2 separate regions of the Homo sapiens genome follow, and region 1 is linked to region 2. Evidence: chromatin loops called from intact Hi-C (ENCODE). Cell type or tissue: heart right ventricle. All regions are shown on one strand. Links, peaks and the distances in the headings refer to the core of each region. The heading gives the core; the rest is flanking DNA. Region 1 overlaps OTUD7A (OTU deubiquitinase 7A). Region 2 overlaps OTUD7A (OTU deubiquitinase 7A).

Region 1 (5,379 bases), core at 239-5,238, 56 kb before region 2:
CCAAAGGAATATCACAGAAGAGCATAACCAGTCCTGGAAAGCCCAGAGGTGGCAAAAGACTAGGTATGTTCCCTGAATACGGCAAAGGTCAGTGTGCTTGGATCTGAGACACAAACTGAGGTCAGAAAGCCAAGGACAAGCCAAACTAGGCAGGAGCCTGTAGCCACAGGCAGATGCTAGGATTCACAGGAACCACAGTGGGAGGCCCTGAGGGGTAGTGAGCAGGGACAGCCACACCCAGGGGCACGGGAGATGATGTGGGTGACCCTGCAGGCCTGGTGAAGGGTGGCGGCAGCAGTACTGGCCAGAGGCGCTGGGACCCAGGAGAGGAAGCAGCAGATCAGTAATGATGATGGAAAGAAAGTAATTTGGTGAATAACTTCTCGTGACTTCATGACTGATTGGCTTGGGGGTACAGAGAGAGAGTAAGGTGTCAAACATGACTTCAAATTTTCTGATTATCTCAGTATTAAAGATGCCACTTCTAAAAAGAGGAGGCCTGGAGCAAGAGCTTGGCTGACAGCAGGATCAGAGGTCCCTGTGGAAACCATGGAGACATCAACTGGGCAACTAGTAAACTGAACTGGAGTTCAGCAGAAAGTTCTGAGCTGGAGGTGTAGCTTGGGGAACCTGCACAAAACTGGTATTTAAAGCCGTGGAACTTGAGACCACCCAACAAGAGCTGAGTTAAAAGAACACAACTCAGGGCTGGGCCTTTGTGAAGTCCTGCATTTAAAGGTCAGATAGAAAAGGAAATACCATAAACCAGCAAGGAGAAGGGAAGGGAACAGCCACTGAGCCGGGAAGAAACCAAAAAGCAGTGGCATTCTGGAGATCAAGGGAAAAGAATGCTTAAAGAAGACTGGCAACAAAGGAAAGAATTTCTCAGCTGTTAGAAACCAGAAGAAATGGAAAATCAGAGCTTAACACCAATACTTGCTGCTGAAGGAGTGTGGAGGGGACAATCTCTCCCCCGTCTAGGGGCTTACCTTTTAATGTCATGCAGGAATCCCAAAGCAGAGGTTCCAAAAGGTCAAGACTATTTTCATGATCATTCAATGATCATTCTAAGGAGAGATTTGCTTTTCGCTGTGTTGACATTCATGGTATCGAAGCAATGGAAGAAGCCGCACAAATTAAGGCAATAGCAACCACTGTGCCAGTAGTCTTCATATTCTTCACCATCAAACACTCAAACTTACAAAAGCCAAAGAACAAAACCCAAACAGAAACCGAAAACAGTTTAAGAATATCTTTGATGAAGCAGTGAAAAGTATTAATTGTATTAACTAGCAACCCTTGTGTGTAAGTGTTCCTGATATTCTAAGTATCTCTGCTGTATGCCAAAGAGCGATGGAGGTCCTGAGGCAGAGCACCTGTATGACTGCCTGAGTTGCACCCTGAACTAGCTGTATTTCCATGGAACATCATTTTCCTCACCTTCTATTCATCAAAGCATACTTGCAGGGTTTGAAAGAATAACTGAAAACGATCATTTTTCAGACACTGGTGTCTGGCAAGCATCCTCTTGAAAATGAATGTAGTGAGCCTGTCACTTTAAAGAGAATCCCAATAGTATTTTATTATCGATGATAAAATCTGAGCTTCCCCATGAAACTTCTTGTATCTACTACTGTGAATCTGACTGCTCCCAATACTCAGAGACTTTTCTGATGAGACTAGTGGTGATATTAATGAATGTGATTTTCTGAGAGTGTGTAATGAAATGTGACAATGCTTAGAAGAGCCACCTAACTCAATGGACCACTATTTTCCAAGCGATCAGTGTATCATGTTACAGATCATATGTAGATAAGTGCAAGACAGGGCAAAGAACTGTAATATAATGGAGTATGAAAAGTTTACCAATGTGGCTTCAGATTCCATGTGGCAACTAATTTTAAGAAACTACTTGTTGTTGAATTCAGATGTAGTGTCAAAGATATCCACAATTACCTGAAAAGTCAACTGAAATACTCCTCCCCTTTCCAACTACATAGCAGTATGAGGTTAGACTTGCTTCTCACACTACAACTAAAACAACACACCCCAATACATGGATTGTGGAGCAGATATGAAAATCCAGCTGTCTTCTATTAAGCCAGTCGAAATTTACTAAAACATAAAACAATGCCATCCTTTTCGTGATATTTTTTGTTTTTGAAAAATTTTTCATAAAAGCTTATCTATGTTTACATGTAACAGGTTTATAATTGTAATTTTAAAATTGATAGGTATTTTATAAATTCTCAGTATTAATTTCCCATGCAGTAAATATTAACAGACATACCCCACAAAGAAAAGCTCTTTAGGCACCACGATAATTTTTAAGAATGTAAGGGAACCTGACATCAAAAATTTTGAGAACCAGCATCCTAAAGCATTTGCTTCAGGAAGAAGGAAGTTAAACCCAAAGAGAAGGAGGGCATTCCAAAAGCAGCGGGCTTTGTATTGTCTGAGTGCTTGAAATGTTTCACAATTAAAATTTATTACTTTTTCAAAAAGAATGAATAGAAGGTGAGGAATGGCACAGTGAAGGTAGATGATTCTCCTGAGTGTTTTATTGAGAAAGAGTAGGGGAAGGTGTGGAGGCAGAATGGGGAGGCTGGAGTTAAAGTAGGGTCAGTTCAGAAGGGAGCGGCACTGCCCACCTGTGCTTATCTCTTAAACGCGGGCATACAGATAACACGAACACATGATCTATACCCTGCAAGTATGGCACTGATGCATGTAAATCCTGCAAGTACATACTGATGCATCTAGACCCTGCAAGTACACACTGATGCATCTAAACCCTAAGTACACTTTGATGGATCTAAATCCTGCAAGTACACTTTGATGGATCTAGACCATGCAAGTACACTTTGATGGAACCAGACCATGCAAGTACACTTTCATGCATCTAAACCCTGTAACTACACACTGACGCATGTAAACCCTGTAAGTATGCATTGATACATTTTCTCAGCTGGTCCTTTCAGAATTTTGGGTAAGCTTTCGGTACATTTGAATTTTTAAAAATAAATTCTAATCTGTAGATATTTTTATTTGAAACATGTCTCATATTTTTCTGTTTAGAAACTGCTTCTCTCACTCCAAGATTATACTAGCTTTTCTTTCTTTTTTAAATGAAAGAGGAACAGCAAAAAGGTGTGTCCCATTTCCAGACCTGGCCTCTGGAGCTCCCCACACCTTCCACAACCTTCTCTCATTACTGTAGTACAAGGGCAACACCTATTATCCTGACCAACTTGGAAGCTACTGGTGAAGATGGCAGTGCCCCCCAAAACTTGATGCCTTCCATGATTCTGACTCTGGCCCCCAAGCAACCACTCCAGACTGTAACATTCCTGCTGTACCCCAACCAGTGCAGCAGGCATGTGACTTGGGTCTGTTTGCAAAGCAGTGAGAGCCTGCCCTATTTAAGCCATAGATTAGCTGTGTGGCTTTGGACAAGTGAGATAAACATACTTTGCCTCAGTTTCCTCATCCACAAAGTGAGGAGAGCAGCACCTTCCTTGGCCAGAGAATTAAATAGTACATGTAAACACACAAAGCAGGTATGGTGCTATGGTTTGAATGTCCTCTCCAAAACTCATGTTGAAACCTAATTCTCAATGTGGCAGTATTAAAAAGTGGGGTCTTTAAGAGGCAGAGCCCTCAGGAATGGATTAATCCATTCAAATCCATTCATGGATTAATGGGTTATCATGGGAGGGGAAATCATAGCTTTATAAGAAGAGGAAGAGAGACCTGAGCCAGCACGCTCAGCCCTCTCGCCATATGATGCCGTGCGCCACCTGGGGACTCTGCAGAGTCCCCACCAGCAAGAAGGGCCTCACCAGATGCAGCTCTTCAACCTTGGACTTCTCAGCCTCCATAACTGTAAAAAATAAATTCCTTTCTTTATAAACTACCTACTTTCATGTATCCTAGGCAACAGAAAACAAACTAATACAGCTGGGCATATGATAAGCACTAAATATTAGCTACTATTATTATTTATAATAAATGTTATTATCCAGTAGAACAAATTCTCTATCCTCCGACAAGTCTTATTGCCAAATTTGCCTATGCACTTAAGGCAAAGAGGCCAGGAATGTGGACAGAGTGTCTCATTACTGGAACCTCCTTTTGTGTGTGTGGCACGTCTGTGTGTGAGACAGGGTGTGTGCCTGGACAGGGTGTGGATGTGGAAGCTGTGGGTGAGGCTTGGTGACAGGTGAGGGGTGTGTGGCTTTGTGGGCGTGTGGTGCTGTGGGATGTGTCACTGGGTTCTGTGGCCCTCATGCCCTGCTGCCCCTCCACCCTTTCACTTCATTGTTACGTGAGATGCCTGCAGAGAGGTGTCCCTAAGAAGGAAGCCAGGTAGTGAGTCCTAGAATGGAGGCTTCCAGCAAGCAGGTATAGTTGCCTTGATCTGGGAAAGGGAGGTGTAAGCAGGTCTCCCCCTCAGGAGCTCTGAGAAGGCAGCTATGTGGCTCAGAGTCGAAGCATCCCAGAGTTCTGACCCAGGACCCCGCAGTGATATCACAGACAGACTGTAACCGCCCCCCTTCATTCCATCTCATTATGAAATGTGTGTGAGGCCTGTCGTTCTACAAAACAAAGACCCTAAGGAGGAGGGGAAAATGTTGCTTTACATATAAAAGTCAATGTTTAGCTCTAGGTATGTTTTGGGCTTTCTTAGTGGAGACACTGAAAGGGGACTAGTCAGCTTTTTCTCATCAAACAACATGGCATACATGGCCAGAGATGTGGCCACAGACGAGGCTGTTTGAACCTGCTCCAGAAATGTTGTACCAGGATGTGATGATGGAGAACTGGCAATTTGATCTCAATGCTAGACACTGTTTTTCTGAACCAGATGTGATGGCCTTATTGGAGCAAGGAAAAGGGCACTTGATGGTTATAAGAAGCATGAAGACTGTACAGTTATTGGTTGCCTCACCAAGTAGGGCTAATTGGTTACCTTGGAATTTAATTCTTAAATGAAACAGCAAGAAAGCATTTGGTTTTCTAATACGAATTATAAATTTTCCAAATTTGGAACCAAGATAGGAGCTAATCAGCTACGAAAAATGTTCACTTATAAAAATATACATCTCCTACTCTCCATCAAAGAGTTAAAGATGGAGGGAAATTCAGTGACCTCAAGGAATGCTAAGCCTAGGTGGCAGCCTTAAAATACATCAGAGAGTTCATAGTGGAGAGGTACCCTATGAACATGACTAGTGTGGGAAGGCCTTCAGTGCACATCAACAACTTTCTCAACATCAAAGTACTTAGGCTACTGAGAAAGACTTTGAATGTGATAAGTGTGGAAAGTTCTTTTGACTTAAGCCTCAAAGTACATGATAGAATTCATAATGGTGAGAA
Region 2 (5,379 bases), core at 259-5,258:
TCCAAAAACAGTGCTGGAGCAATTGCACATCCATAAGCAAAAAAGTGAACTTTGATCTAAATATCATGTCTTATAAAAAATAATCAAAAATGGATCACAGCTTTACATAAAATGCAAAACTACAAAAGTTTAGAAGAAATTGTAGGAGAATATGTTTTGTACCTAGCACTACATGAAAAGGTCTTAGATGTGACGCTAGTCACTTTTTTTAAAAGTACGTTAAAAGTAATAAATTGGACTTCAGCAACATTTAAAAACAAACAATAACAACTTTTGGTCTACAAAAATTTATTTAGCAGAGGCTAAAGGTTAGTCATCTCTACCTCAACCACTAGCACTGCCATCATCCAGGGACCAAGCCAGAGACCATGGCCCTATCCTCCACATCACCCTCTACCTCTCCACATTCAATCCACCCAAACCCACAAAGACCAGGTCTCCAAGCCAGGCCTCTCTTCCCATCTGCACCCACTGGTCTAAGCTGCCACATCTCTCTCCAGGAAGCCTGCAGAACCACCACTCCCAACTGATCTCAGGCTACCCCCACTAATAATCTTGAGGACACCCACCACTGCTCACTGATTTTGAAGATGCTACACTATTCCTAACTGATCTCAAAGACCCCCCCCCACTACTCCTAAGTGATCTTGAGGGACCCCCATTACTCCTAAGTGATCCTGAGGGACCCCCATTACTCCTAAGTGATCTTGAGGGGCCCCCACTACTCCTGATTTTGAGGGCCCCCTACTACTAACTCATTTTGAAGGCCCCCTACTAGTCCTAACTCATTTTGAGGGTCCTCCACTACTCCTAACTGATCTTGAACCCCACCTCCTTTATAATCCACTCAACAGTCAGAGAGACCTTTGCCAAATGCATGTTGGGTCATGACTGAGCCCTTTTCCTTTGAGATCCACAAATACCATAACAGATCCGATGGACTGGAGGACCCAGACAGATAGCTGGGTTGGGGTGGGGAGTTCATGACACTGGTGTGCTGCTCTCCCAGCCCCTGCTCCATGGCACTCCATAGGGACAGCTGGTGGGAGAACCAGCAGAGTGGCTGGCCAGGTGAGCCCTGGCCTCAGGGCCAGGTTCCTCTGGCTTGGAGCACCGTTCGAAACACCATGCTGGGGAAAGGGGCACCCTCGTCCTGGCCAGCAGTGGCCCCAGGCTCCAGCAACTGGATTGCTTCCCACAGTGGGCAGGCGCTGGCCTCAATACTGGATGTCACCACTATTCAGTGACAAAGCCACAAGGCAGTGACTACTTTGGGGAACAGGACACATGCTCACATTCCCATTTCTTCTTCTGTTTGCTCGTCAGCAGGATGGTATCCATGGGGCCAGGTAAGCACCTTGAGGGCCCTTGGACCAAATAAAAGAGTGGACTGGCTGTGACCAACAGGATGAGGGCTCACAACAATCTTATTTTAAACTCTAAAGGAAATGTAACCTAATTTGAGGTGGTAAAACAGTAGAGCCAGGCATATCCTGCCAAAGACACACCCCTTGCTGCAGCCTGTCCTGGCATCCACTCAGCACCTGCACAGAAGCACGTGTGAGAGCCCTGCTCTCCTCTTCTATAAACTTCTATGGCTCCATATTCCAGGGACATCCCGGCTCCATTGAACCAAAAAGTGGGTTGAGAAACTAACTTGTGTGTGTGAGGGGATTCAGACAAGCTCTAAGAAGGGTGTCACTGCACCATGGTCAGGTATAAATAAGGGCATCGGTCACCATGTGCAAAGCCTCTTGGGACTAAGTTGGGATATAAACTCTTATATCAAGGCTGGGATTCTTAAAACAACATTAAACATCTTGTAATAACTTCCCTGGGAGATACTGTGGGCACTCACTTAATAGATACAAAATATAAATGATATTTTGGAAGTTGTATTATTTACTTTAAAAAAACTTTTTTTTGTTTATGTTATTTTGTCTTGCTAGCTCTTTAACTTGACCAGACTCTAACTACACAAAATAAAATCTCTTTTTAAAATAAAAATGACCTACAATGACTAGCAATCCCCATTAAAATTTCAAGACACAGGCAGCAGTTTCTGAAATAATTGTATAGACTATTATAAAATTGAAGCTTAGGCCAGGCATGGTGGCTCACACCTGTAATCTCAGCACCTTGGGAGGCCAAGGTGAGTGGATCACCTGAGGTCAGGAGTTCAAGACCAGCCTGGGCAACATGGTGAAACCCCATCTGTACTAAAAATACAAATAAATAAATAAATAAATAAATTAGCTGGGTATGGTGGCGCACGCCTGTAATCTCAGCTACTCAGGAGGCTGAGGCACGAGAATCATTTGAACCCGGGAGGTGGAGGTTGCACTGAGCTGAGATCGCACCACTGCACTCCAGCCTGGGCAATACAGCAAGACTTCGTCTCAAAAATTAAAAAATAAAAATAAAAATAAAAAATAAAATTGAAGCTTAAAGCTCACTCTCTAAATGATAGTAGTCTATTCTATTAGAATGATGAAAGGTAACATTACACTCTAGAGGTTATCAAGCGTCCTTTAATGTTACATATAGCATGAAGTTAACTGGACTGTTTTTCGGTCTTTTTTTCCCCCTTTAATAGACACTGGTAGTGGTGGAAAACATGCTTTTAAGGTAAATGCTCAGGTTTCAGAAAATACCACACAAGAACAGGAAATATTAAAATGGACAATAATGCCCAAATATTTCTCTTGAGGATTTAGATTTCACATTACTCAATCTAGTACATCCCATTACGAGAGTTTCCTAAAATAACTTTATAGAATTTGCTATCTACCACGGAAAAGGAATAGAATCTACTATCTATCACTATCCATCTACTACTGAGGATACAATCTACTATGTGCCATGGCAAAGGAATACCCAAAGTCACAGGCTTGTCACAGTACCACGCTGGGAGGGCTTCTGACAGACCACAACACCCTGCTGCTGAGGAATGCCGTCACCTGTGCAATGTGGAGAACAGAAAGTTGAACCTCTGCCAAGCAACAGAAGAGCCTGTGGTCTAGGTGGACCTATTAATCATCACTATAAAATAAAGCACCACCTCCAATACATCTGCTTGGTACACAGAGGTGGGGGCTGTGGTGTGGCAGAATTGCCTGGGGTGTGTGGTCAGAAGACTCAGGCTAAGCTCCAGCCCCTTTTTCTTCGTCACAGAGTCCCTTGGCAAGGCACTCAACTTGGACTTCAACCCAGGACCAGAAGATACTGTTGGCCTCAGAGAGAGTGAGAGGTGATTCTGACAGAAGACAGAGCCTGGGTCAAACCATGAACTGCCTCGGAAATGAGGCTGCTGAATGGTGGATGTCCTCAGCGTCCAAGGCACGCTCTGAAACACAGCCCTGACGATGCAGGACACAAGGAAGCCTCGAGGACACATGCAACAAGTGGTCAGTGACAATGTGGTGGCTCTACGCTGCCTCTGCCCCTCTACATAGTCACTTCCCTTACTACCCACCGAGTCAGTGTATCAGGGACAGCATGTGCTCCGCTGGTGGATGACACTGGCTGAGCATAGCAAGAAAAAGTTAATGGAGTTGCACGAACAAACACTGAACTAAAACGTCTTCATTTAAATACAGAATCTGCCTCTGTCAAGACCAGTACTCCTCTCTCAGATTTCTAAGAGTAACTGCTTACTAAAATGCCACTGTATTCCTGCTTGACCCAAAATTAATCCAAAATATACTCCAGGGCAATCAGAAAACTTCATGTACTCTACCTGGAAACCTTATTCTAGCTTCTACCTGCTGGAAAGAGTATTTTTGGAGAGATGGAATATGTCCTATGCTGAAGACCTGCATACCTGCCACCCAGCAATTCCACTCCTAGGTCCACCCAACAGAAATGCATCCAGATGTTTGGCAGAATATGCTTTAGAATGTCTCTCTTCCCATCTCCACCCATGCTCTAGAATGTCCAAAGCCATACTGTTCATAATAGCCCAAACTGGCGACCACCTGCATGCCCATCAACAGTGAATGCTGTATATTTGCACTGCACTGAGAATTAATGAGCTACAACTACACACAAGGCCCTGTATGAATCTCACACACATAATATTGAGTGAAAGGAGCAAAATGGAAAACATGCATCCTGCATGGTCCCACATACATAAAGCACAAAACAGGCAAATCTATGGTGTTAGAAGTGAGAGCAGTGGTGACCCCAGGGGGGTATGAGGGGCTCCTGCAGTGTGGGTGTGTTCTGTGTCCTGATCTAGGTGTGGATTATGAGGTGTGCTCAGTTACTTGGCTGCATTTATTAAGCTGCAAACTTCTGACGTGGCCTTTGTGCATGAGATTCTACTGCCATAAAAAGTGGTGCAGCCAAGGACTAAGGGAAAGAGAGGCTAGCAAGAGGGAGTGCCTCTCATGCCCTGCTCCCAGAACTTGTTTTTTCCCACCAGTTAAGCCAGCAAGAGATCAGATTTTCACAGCCGGAAGTGAAGCTGAATCCCTCTGATGGCTGGTTTCAATGGAGACTGTACTATCTACTCCAGGGAATGGGGGCTGGTGGGGGACAGAGAGGACACTGCACAGGCCAGTAATTAAGGTATGCTATTTAACAATATCACAAACGCACTCTGAATTCTGACAAGATTCGTGACTCTCCAAATTTACTGTGACTCACCTGTGATCTCCTCAAAACTGTGACAAAACCCTGACCTACTTAGGGCTGGGAAAGTGCCTGTAAATCACATCGCTGCCTCCCTATTTAAAGCATGTCTCTCATGACTTAAGCCATAGTAGAACAGAAGAAAATCCCAAATCCACTGTTGGGCCCAGAATTCCAAAAGATGGGCTTATATTTGCTACCTGCTCCAAAAACCCCAAATGCCAGTGTGACATGCATCCTAATTAATGCTCTCGGTTCCAGGAAGCCAAGGGCTGAGGGAATGGACGAGAAACTGCTGTGCACAAGCCTCCTAGAAGCACTGCTCCCTTCCTGCACACATCCAGGCTCACACCACTGCTATGCAGACCCTAGTCCCCATCCCACAATAGAAATGAGAAGGAGGACAGCCAGGCCTGGCTGCCCTTGTGCTCTGTCCTCACAGCATATGTGAGGAGTCGGGAAGTCTATCCCACTGGATTGCTTTCCTGAGGTCCAAGGGGCAAAATTCCCTAGGAAGGTGGCCTGGACGCTGGGAACAGTTACCTCCCCAACTTCTGGGGGAATTTCTCTTAGAAGGTTTAGTCTTCCCAGTGACAAGACATTTTTTTTTTCTGATCATAGCATTATAACTCAAGACAATTTTTAAAATATTTTTTCTCCAAAAAAAAAAAAAAAAAACCCCAACCATTAAGCCTTAACACAGTCAGTCTTCTTGAAAACATGTTCTGGCAGTGATCCTTATTT

What was found. A loop is a pair of places that touch in the nucleus more often than their neighbours do. Peaks named below come from ENCODE experiments on the same cell type or tissue, not always from the same donor. Only the 100,000 strongest peaks of a DNase experiment are listed, where the experiment ranks them.
Region 1: a loop joins it to region 2, with 2.6 times the contacts of the local background. A loop is called at or near these places in 5 of 110 quality-filtered maps.

The regions. Positions count from the first base shown.
Region 1 is chr15:31,782,316-31,787,694 of GRCh38, forward strand. The region is part of intron 1 of OTUD7A (OTU deubiquitinase 7A); the gene reads right to left. Among named protein-coding and RNA genes, the nearest start is that of OTUD7A, 86 kb to the right of the region's middle. In heart right ventricle, for the core only: no CTCF peak of the experiment used is centred there; no DNase peak of the experiment used is centred there.
Region 2 is chr15:31,838,037-31,843,415 of GRCh38, forward strand. All of the region lies in intron 1 of OTUD7A (OTU deubiquitinase 7A), which reads right to left. Among named protein-coding and RNA genes, the nearest start is that of OTUD7A, 30 kb to the right of the region's middle. In heart right ventricle, for the core only: no CTCF peak of the experiment used is centred there; a DNase peak (open chromatin) is centred at 3,265; H3K27ac peaks cover 1,259 bases.